Regions from separate parts of the Homo sapiens genome. Here region 1 is linked to region 2. The links are chromatin loops, found by intact Hi-C in ENCODE. Cell type or tissue: IMR-90. All regions are shown on one strand. Links, peaks and the distances in the headings refer to the core of each region. The heading gives the core; the rest is flanking DNA. Region 1 overlaps LRMDA (leucine rich melanocyte differentiation associated). Region 2 overlaps LRMDA (leucine rich melanocyte differentiation associated).

Region 1 (5,387 bases), core at 312-5,311, 60 kb before region 2:
ATTCAAACTGGTCATTTTTGCAGAATGCTTCTCTTTCCTCGGCACAAATGAGAGAAATTGAACTGGATTAAGTAATTAAACAATGATTACATTTAATTAAATTAGGATTTAAAAAAAAAATTTCCACTCGGATTTTTCTAAAGTGGCATCATTTTCAAGCTGAACAAGAATACGCCCTGGAAGTACAGGAAAAGACTTCTGTGCAAAATTGGCAACAGAATCCCTAAATGCAAGTTCTGGGGGTCTAGGGATTAAATGAGAATAATTTAAATGGGAAAAGGCCACTTTGCCTCCAGTGGAATGAAAACCTTTTTCAAGGTTTACATTTCTGACAATTTTGGTAAATCTTCATGTTTTGATTTGACTGCCAGTGACTGGACATTTTCCTTTGGAGGCCTAGGGCCTGAACACATTCTGTCAAGTTTATTATCCAAGGAGGAGATTCCTTTCAGTCCCAGATGGGTGTGTGGTAGCAGGTGGGAATTGCCATTGAAAAGTTGGGAGACCCTAAATCTCTTTTCATCAGATCTGAATGTTGGTGGCAATATAGAAATGCATTGAAGTGTTTCTAACAAAGCTGCCCTCCCTGCCTAGCATTCAGAGGGGGAAAGAGGGTATTTTGCACCATGACAACAGGTGACCTCTATTTGGAATTGTCAACAAACATTAATAGGCCTTCCAAAACACATACGCTGTAATATAAGGGATTGGTTGCCTGAAGGGAGGGCCGGGTATTCAGCAGCACTGGGGCAGCTCTTACAGGATGTCAGCAGACGTGGTTAATTGGTAATGATTAGGGCTGTCTGCAAGCTGATTCCCTAAGTTTGGTGAACACATAATTGTTGTATGTAACCCCGAGCGGCTTTGCTCTTTCATCTATATGAAGAGATCAGAAAAGAGAGATTTACGGCTTAGGTTGCCCCAAGCCACACATAGCAGGCTTAATTTTCCTTTCCAAGGGAATTTGAAGACTGCTGTTGTGACTAGTTCTCTGTGGCTTATATGGTATGTTGAGGTCACCTGCGAGTTTTTGTTAAATGATTGATTGACTGAAATTAATTATTCTGTCAGAGCTGTAATGGCGGTAAGATGGGGTGCACTGATAAATACAAAAGCTAAAGTGATTCTTATAAATGCACTATGTCTCTTTCTATTTAAATAAATCAGACAGAATACATAGATCCTGGATGGTGTTGAGTGTCCCCTCCCCATTTTCCTCTATAGCCCTGAGCTGTTTTCTTTCCAAATCTGAAGCTTTGAAATGAGCGGCTATTTACTCAATTTAACTGCAGGATATTTGAATCCTTTGTCACTTCATTCCTTCTAACCTTTCCCCAAACACCTCAGCCCCTGATAAGAGGCTGATGCCCATGACTGCCTTAGATTAAATCAACTGAATTGAGAGTCTGTGTTTGAGCTAATGGCTAGGCAACTTGGGGAATGTGGCTGGTGAGTTGGAGAGTGGATAGAAGGCAGGTGTTTGCTTCTAAATGTCAGATTTCTGAGGCATGGAAACCACCCTGTAGGGCCCTTTTAGGAGGGCAGTGAAAGCAGCTGTTTAGTGACAGACTGTCTGCAGTTTGGGTCCTTAAATCCCATGAAGGGATTCCAGTGGCTGGTTAAGGAAATGCCAAAATGACTCTTTCGATTACCTTGCAAAGGGCATGAGATTATTTATAAGTGATGTATCCAACTTACTTCCAAGTCACTGGAAACGATCGTTAGAAAAAGCCTTTTCCCACACAGGCCCTGATCATGACAAAGGTTCCAGGACATCTTCTGGGAGTGGCACCAGGTTCAAAATGAGCAAGAACACATGGGAGGTACAGAAAAAGACTTGTGGGCAAATTGGCCAAGACAGCAGAATAACAAACCCAGGTCTCGCGTGCGGTATGCCTGTGGGGAAAACATCTATGGAGTAGGGTCGTCTAGTCCTTTGTGTAAGTGTGAAAAACTTGTTGGCATTGGATAGGGTGATATGCTTCCCAAGTCTGTTACCAACACTCCTAAGTTAAAAGTAAACAGCAGTCACTTGCTTCCTTGGTTCTTAGATTCTAGTGTGCTCTTTTAGAATATTCTAGAGTGCTTGTTAAATATGCAGATTCCTGGGAACCACCTCCAGTGAGTCTAATTTCTTAGATATGACACAGAGCTTGGGACTCTTCATTTTCTTCAGTAAGTTCCATGGTGATTTTGGTGCAGATTGTCCCAACTGTCCAGTTCTTTATTTAACAATTGATCAGACCAGGGGCCAAGAGAAGAAACTACAGCTGTTCCATTTGACAAAAATAGCCCTCCAAAAGGCCTGCGACTAGTCAACATGCAGATGGAACTTCTTGAGTTTGAGTAATTTTACGCATCTTAAGATCAGCCCTGGCTATTTCAATGCCAATCATCTTGAGGTATACCAGCTATTGAATGCATGGCTCCCTGAATATCTCAGAAAATGAAATGGTTAAAATAGGAGGGGTATTGAAAATTGCTGTTTCTTGTTGATAGTTAAAATTTCATTGGCTGGATGTGATTTAAGCAGCAACATAAGATTCATTTAAACTGTCATAAATTAAGACATCCTATTATGGAGGGAAATTTTTTAGAAATCTTTCCCAGCAATTTCTAAAAAGAGTAGGACTAACTTGGAACTCTTTGTAGTCATTCCTGCTAAAGGTAAGAATGGGCGTGCTCTCTCTAGTCTATTACCCTGTGATTTAGTTAGGTAGAGCTCAGACTTGCACTGCTCCGAACAATGTGTTGTGAAGTTAAATTGAAGGCCTGAAAAGGTATGCATATATCCCACTACTTTATGAACTCTGTGACTCATAATGCCTTACAATATATTTGAAAGCAAATTAAAGACTTTATAAAATGTTTTTAAGTATGCCCCTCCTCTTTTAAAACATTTATGGCTTCTATAAATGCTATATAAAATGCTTTGGAGAGTGGTCATCGCTGGACTAAGGCTAGGTTGCATAAATATTTAGTTAGAGATATGAGCGTGTTTCTTGAAGCTGTACATGTGTCGGAGTTTCCTTGCTGTTCCTGCAAAGTCAGGCCTGTTAGCAATGTGATGGAAGATAAAGGAAGCGGGGAGCCAAGATGGAAATGCATATTTGCCATCGCAGGGGATAGTGCTCCATTAAAGTATCACTGTTTTTGTTTCTGTACTTAAAAAATTTAAACATGTCTTTGATTGCAGACTGTTTTCATTGTGTCATTTTAAATAATAATTAGGCTCCCTGCTTCAATCATTCTCTTTTAAAGTGATTTCGGAAGTCCATGACTGGAAAGATCCGGTATTTAAAGGAAAGGCACCTCTGAGGCTAACAACTGGTGGTGTCATTTGACCAAGAACTTTCCCAGAAAATTCATCTGGGGATCCTTAGGCTCTTTTAGAATATTGAGTTTTGTTTTATTGTTATTTTTAATCCCAAATACACCAGATGTTATTATTATCGCATATCTCTGGGAAGAGAAGAAGCTAAGATGAATGTGCCCTTATTTTTTATGTACTTCTAGTAGCTGTGCAATCTTCAATGACAGTGAACAGAATATATGCCCATGAAACTGACCAGAAAACAAAAATGTGTTGCTGTCTGCAATGTGCCAGTCACTGTGATAGGCAGTGAGCTTCAAAAATGAGTAAAGCATGGCCCTAGGGAGTCAGAGATCCAAGCAGAAAATTATAGTAAAATGTGATAAAATGTGTATAAGGAGAGGCCTGCAGCAGGAGAAGCTAATTCTAACTGGAGCTTTCAGGAGAAATGATGACTGTAAAGTGAGGAGGTAGAATCTGTGTATTCATTATTTAGCTTGAAAGCACTAACTTGCGTCAACCCATACTTGATATTTTGATGGTGGACAAATAATGGCATTTATTCAGGCAGGGAGTAGAGCCAGTGCAAAGGTACAGAGACTTGAAGGGACAGGATATAGCAGAAAATTAGTGGTGTGCAGTATTGCTTGAGCAACATTTGCAAGGAGGTTGGGGTTACCACTGGGCTAAGAGGTATACAGGGACTAGAGTATGAAGAATTTTGAGTCTGTTGCAGAAGTGCTTAGATTTGGCCTGTTTGTAGTAGGGGAACCACTGAGTTATTTCGGATGGACAAGAACAGGATAAGATTTGTGTTTTGAGAAAAAGTTTTTGGAATCAGGAGCATCTCAATTGCATCCCATGCCCTTGGAAAATGGAAGGGAAAATCTGAGGCTCCTAACACTTCTTTCCTGACATCTGCTTCCATTATTTTTTTGTCATGGGGCAGTCAGGGATGCCTGGGCTCTAACACTGTTTGGGTATCCGGGTACACAAGGTAGGATGAAGAGAGAAAGGAATGAAGAGTAGAAAAATGAACATAATAGAATTATGAGCTTGAATCTCACATAGGCTCACATGTCCAGGCATTATTTTGCTGCTTTGATAATACTTGTGGCACACATGGGAATCCTGAAAGGTGCAAAGTCTCATGTTGGATCTGTAAGATGTAGCTTCTTAGCTTATGAGGCAGTTGGAAAACGTTAGGCTTTGTTCTCTCCAGTGCTTAAGTTATTCACTGGAAGTGCTCTAGCTACCATATCAACCTGTCTCTGCAGACAGACCATGGGTCAGACACTTGGATGGAAAGTCCAATATGTGCTTGATGATCCAGAAAGGAGTTATATGAAAAAGGAATTTTTTATCAAAAGGCCACAAAATACTCTATCAAACAAAGTCAAGCAAGCTTCCTTTCTTTGCAGCTTCTCAAGCCTTTAATGTTCCAAAGTACAATATGAATCTCCAAGACAATGATGGAATGTGTCCTAATTTTATATAATTTCCTAAAATTATTTGTGAAAACTTATTTTTTTCTACAAAGCATCTTGTGAAACTTGTGTTTCCTGGGATGCTCTTTGGTCAAAGCCACTCTTGAGATTCATTTTTACAGGCCTCCTAATTGTACATTGAATGGAATTCCCTTCATCAAAAGTTGTGCCTACTCAGTTCCTAAAATGCCAGAGGGAGTGAAAACCAGACCATTCAGCAAAAACAAAAGGTGCCCCCTACTAATAATTTGACATCATGTTGGTGAAACAAAGGCTTGCATTCCTCCCATTCTAACTGGTTGCTTTTGCAAAGACACAACTTCCGGTTCTGGTGGGCAGAATGGGGTCTGTTGGGAAGGTTCCAGCAAAAGGCAACTCTTCTTGACCTTGTACCATTGAAAGTCACAGAGCTATTAAAGTAGCGACCAGGGCATTCAGAAGAGCTGTGACTAGGCATAATGTGCCTTTTGAGGGTGACCATTCATTTGTCCATCTAATTAGCACTCAGCACCTTTGATTGCCCCATACATCTTTAAAAAATTCAAATAGGTAGTGAAAACTGCTTGGATTGCAGGGCTCAGATGAAA
Region 2 (5,387 bases), core at 185-5,184:
TCCCAAAGTGCTGGGATTACAGGTGTGAGCCACCTCACTGGGCCACAAATTTTTCATTTAACACAGTTGAATATGATTTCATGACTAAGGTTCTCATTGCTGAGTTATCATTCTTCAGCTGGAGAAGGGGAGAGGGAAGGTGCACTGATTCCCAAAGATCCCCTGGCATATTGTGAAGCAAGATTGAAAGATGTATCCTGGAAAAAATTCATTAGTTTGACTCTCTTTTTAACTGCATTCCTATAAATTGAGACTCTACTCATTTAAGGTGGTTATGAGAATTGAGTGGATATAATGGGATACAGAGGGTGGCACATTGCAAGCTTTGATGATAAATTATGGATGTTATGATATGTATGTACTTTCATTTGTAAGTAATGATTTTTATAAAATATTATGATACATTTCTAGGCTGACCTTGAAGGAGAATACTAACATAACTTTGGAAAACCAAAAAATGAAAAAAGGGTATCCGTTTCTCATCATGAATAGGTTTCAAATCTCGTATTTGGAGCATTTCAATTTAAGTTTGAAGAAGCAGGACTGAGGTCACATTTTTCTCCATTGGACATTCTTTCTGATGAATAAGTATTAAAACTGCTTTGAATTTGGTTTCCCCCTTAGATAAGAAATTATTTTTTCCATACAGTCTTTTCTTTGCACCTGAAGGAGCATTGAGGGTGAAAAATAGAGGCCTGTTTCCTGTTCCTAACTGGAGCCCTCCAAGGTTGTCAAACTAGAGCAACAACTTTGTGGGATTTATGCCTGGGACCTGTCAAAGTAGAATTATCATAGCAAACCCTCTCTGCTATCAATCAGAGGGGTATTGGGGATGGCAAGGGCAGGCATTTTTCAAATTTCTTTACTGTGCATATTTAGTCTTGTGCCTGGGGGAGGAAGAGCTCCTTTGAACAGTTCTTGTAGATTTCTTTTCCATCAGATGGCAGCTCACAAAACTACTTAATCTTCCCCAAAGGGCTTCTCTCATTGGCCTGCTGAGAAAAACAGCCAAGGAAGAGAGAGTGGGGGAAGACAGGGACAATCCAACAGCAAATCCTAGAAAATAACGCATTGCTTTCAGAGGACGTATGGTCTAAGTCTGGTCACACTGATATCATGACTTAGAAAAGCACACTGTCCATTGAAGGTTATCTCCCGTCGCTTCTTTTTTTTTTTTTTTTTTTTTTTTTTTTTTTTTTTTTGAGACGGAGTCTCGCTCTGTCACCCAGGCCGGACTGCGGACTGCAGTGGCGCAATCTCGGCTCACTGCAAGCTCCGCTTCCCGGGTTCACGCCATTCTCCTGCCTCAGCCTCCCGAGTAGCTGGGACTACAGGCGCCCGCCACCGCGCCCGGCTAATTTTTTGTATTTTTAGTAGAGACGGGGTTTCACCTTGTTAGCCAGGATGGTCTCGATCTCCTGACCTCATGATCCACCCGCCTCGGCCTCCCAAAGTGCTGGGATTACAGGCGTGAGCCACCGCGCCCGGCCCTCCCGTCGCTTCTAAGTATCATGTGGACATTTAGCAACAGCACAAAGCTGACAGTGCTATCATAGCGGTGTGAGTATTCTTCTGTCCTCCAGAGCCATTTCCCACATTTGTCAAGACAAAGGTTGAAGGGGACCGGACAAGGGAAATGGGTCACCCATTCATTCCCATCTGTCAGAGGTTTGCTTTGTCATGATAACATTCAAGGAGCATGTTTATCTATCCCGCTACTGGAGGTTAAGGCAAGGGTAACAAGAAGAGAAGAAACCCTGTTTGAAAAGTTTACAAATCCTGCCGTGAGGGCTGTAAACAGAGTCCAGCCGGTGGTGGAGCGTGTTAAATACTGCCACATTGATAGGGACCTGGTTCCCCGGCACTAGAAATCCACTCATGTAAACAGAGGAACTGTTGCTGTGAATCGGGTCTGTTTTGACTTAAAGTCTAAGAAACACATTGCCTTCAAAGTGAATTCTTAGGTGTCACTTCCCATAAGTTATGGCAGAAGATTACAAAGCTACTGATATAACATATTAGTTTGATGGACAGAATTATACCCCCAACGCTTCCTGCTCTCCCCAATGACGCACACTAACTTAGTGTACTGTGACAGCTGCCTTGATTTACCACCAGTCCGGGAGGCCAACCGGGAGAAGGAACGTTCACATGGACGCAGGGCCTGAGACTGGCCTGGAGCCTAGTTTATAAAGCTGCCCTGTAATTCACCACAAATGTGTCACCATTAAAAGAGGAAAAAAGGATTGCAGATAATAAATACTCTTTAATTTATTAGCTAACAACAAAGAGATCAGAGCCAGTTGTGATGTGATTGTTTGACATAATATTGTCAAGGAAAAAAAAGCTAAGTTGACCAGAGAGGTAAATTACACATTCAAGCAGATGCATCAACTCTTGGCTTGTCATAAGCCCAGCTAAACAAAACACCACACAGAGGGGAGGACTGGCCAAGAGCAGAGCCATTTATCTCTGAAAGAGACATATTCAAGAGCAAGTGAAATAAGACATAGTTCTTTTGGACTTGGTCAGAGGCCAGGTTTTAACTGTTATAAATTAAATGTTTTGTGTATAGGATTTGGCAATTCTAGTTGCCTTTGTCATGGTAGGGAGATGTTAGGTTTTTCTGCCTGTCTTAAACTCATGGTTTGGTCAGCTGGGGTGTGTGTCCTACTGCTAGATATTGGAGGATCACTACCTTTTGGTAATTAGCAGATATTGGGAAGGTTTCTGTATGTGGCTTGTGATAAAATCAGTGGCTTTAGAAAAACTTGTAATCGCCTTCGTTTTCTGCAATTCTTCCTCTACAGTTGTTGAGCAATACTCACACAGGTCACCAGGCAGGAATTCATATTGATATTAGACTCGTGGAACCTGAGGATTGGAAGAAACATTTCATCCCGCATCCCACCCAGGACATGCAGACAGTTGTGTATGAGCGGGGCAACTTCCAGGGAGGCCAGGCATCTGCCGTGTGTTATTGTAACATAGCTCAGAGTCAACCAGTGCTTTCTGGGCTTTTATTTTTATATAAGCGACTGCCCAGCAAAACTCTCCCATCCCTTGCTTGGGAAATTGAGTTTTCAGATCTAAGTGGGTACTTTTGCTTTGTTTTGCATATTATGGGTCTTTGGGTTTAGCCTATTGTTAGAACAGATTTCTGGGTTTTATTCAACAGTCTGGAGGCAAGGATAGAGTCCTGTGGGTAGGTTTAAGGACATTGATTCATGGATCAACATTTTTTTGATGTAGTTAATTGATCTGCTATGAATTGCATCTCATTTATTTTATTTGTTGCAAAGCAATATCATGGGGGATTTTTGTTAGATGTCTTATTGAAATCAATTTATAATGTTTATGGTCTCACTGATCTACCAGCTGAATAACTGTTTCTAAAAGACAGAGCTAGAAGGCAGGGAGGGAGAGAGAGAGAGAGAAAGGGAGTGGAGAAGAGAGGGGGAGAGAGAGAGAGAGAGAGAGATTGATTTGGCCTAGCTCATTCTAGGTAAAAAGATGTACTAGCTCTTAAAAGTTGCTACTATCTTTTCAACGTGCTCATATATCATATATTTAACATAATTTTTTACAATTTTAGTGTCATTATTTTTAGAATCTTCTGTTCCTCCTTTAAAAAATCAACAAAAATATTTGCCCAAATTTGCTTTTTATCTGTATTTTTTCAAATATTAGTAACATTGTTTCCATGAGCAGATCTATAAGAATTTTTTTGTTGTTGCTATTGTAAAATAAGATACTATTTGTATAGGTCTAGACACCAGGCATCTCCTATGTCTCATAAGCTCTCTAGGGCCTCATTCTTCCATTTCTTTTTTCTTTTTTACTTTTCACTCATCAGTCTAGCCCAAGGATATAATTTCATGATGGAGAAAATAATGACAAAACAAGAGCTTAGTTTTAATCATTCTGCCTTTCCTCTGTCATTTGGGATTTCTTTTTTTAACAACCATTTTCCAACAGTAGACTTATTTTCTTCCTTTGAGCATGGTTTTCATAAGTGACTTCTTAAAATCTGAATTCACTAGAATATGCCCCATACAGTTATACTAGTTTGGTTTCTTTCACTGCTTCCCTATCCTCAAGCTTCCCCAACCTTCCTTCCTTGTTGTCAATATTCATAATTATATACTCAGAATTTCACTTTTAGTAGCATCCTTCCTTCTTGAATTTCATGTCCTATTAGGATCAATATCTGTGGAAATTACTATACTATACTATACTATACCATACCATACCATACCATACCATACCATACCATACCATCCTATCCTATCCTATCCTATGCTATGCTATGCTATGCTATGCTATGCTATGCTATGCTATGCTATGCTATGCTATACTATACTATACTGAAATGCTATAGTCTCTTAAAAATAAAGCAAATCCAATCAAGAGTATTCATATATTTGTGTTCCAAAATATGCAAAGTTATCTCCAATTAGGCACGGTCACTTTCTCCTAGGGGTCTCATATCTTCCATACCACCAATCTTTTTATTTTTTAAGTTTGATCATGTTGGCATTTGTTCTGCTATATAATGTATATTATGTTGCTACTTTTTGAATATGTTCACTAAATGCACTTCTGCCTGATTTTCCTGGTTTCCAAAAAGGATTTTCCCTCTTCACCTCTTCTCCTCTCCTCTCTCTCTATTGGAAATACCTTTCTTTTCAGCAAGGTGTTCTCTTCCACTGTCACATTCTGGGCATGATTACCCACCACCGTGAGTTTAGTTCAAGTTCATTTTATTTTAGAAGTTACGACCGGTTTTATAGGAACAATGTGCCTTTATCATGTCAACTCCATGTTGAAAAACCTTTAGGGCCTCCTCCTCGCATTTGGGTTACAGCCACAAACCCTTAGCCTGGCTTCTGAGGTCCACTTAACCTTGAACTCAATGTACTTTTTTGGCCTAACCTTCCAGACTTTCCCTATTTTCACTCAGCCTTTCAAATCAACTGATCTGCTCATAGCCAGCAACATGATTTGTTCTTTTATTCGTTCACCTCTTTGGGCTTTCCCCCCAGACCTTTTCTAGTTTTCTTAATTAGAAAGTGAGTCACCAAAAAGGTCATTAAAATCAAGTCTTTCATTGCCTTTTGTTTTTTTCTCTATGAAGAATAAAATAATTTTATGGTGCAAAATGAACTTTTGAAGGCTAAGAAAGAACATAAAGTTTGGGCCAACCAAAATTAAAAGTGACTCACAATTAATACTACCAAAGAAGGCAATCTTCCGCTGTCCTTAAGTCAGCAAGGATTTATGAGAGTGCTTGATGATTGTGTGTTGCATTTCCTCTGTTGGAAATGATACCTAGAATTTTAGAAGCATAGATTCTGAAGGATGACTTCATAATAAGGATTTTAGGA

What was found. Hi-C counts contacts between places; a loop is a spot of excess contacts. Peaks named below come from ENCODE experiments on the same cell type or tissue, not always from the same donor. Only the 100,000 strongest peaks of a DNase experiment are listed, where the experiment ranks them.
Region 1: a loop joins it to region 2, with 4 times the contacts of the local background. A loop is called at or near these places in 2 of 110 quality-filtered maps.

Annotation. Positions count from the first base shown.
Region 1 is chr10:76,190,122-76,195,508 of GRCh38, forward strand. The region is part of intron 5 of LRMDA (leucine rich melanocyte differentiation associated); the gene reads left to right. Among named protein-coding and RNA genes, the nearest start is that of MIR606, 640 kb to the left of the region's middle. In IMR-90, for the core only: no CTCF peak of the experiment used is centred there; a DNase peak (open chromatin) is centred at 2,980; H3K27ac peaks cover 1,993 bases.
Region 2 is chr10:76,250,062-76,255,448 of GRCh38, forward strand. All of the region lies in intron 5 of LRMDA (leucine rich melanocyte differentiation associated), which reads left to right. Among named protein-coding and RNA genes, the nearest start is that of KCNMA1-AS1, 640 kb to the right of the region's middle. RefSeq lists a silencer at 1,910-2,204. In IMR-90, for the core only: no CTCF peak of the experiment used is centred there; a DNase peak (open chromatin) is centred at 2,120; H3K27ac peaks cover 955 bases.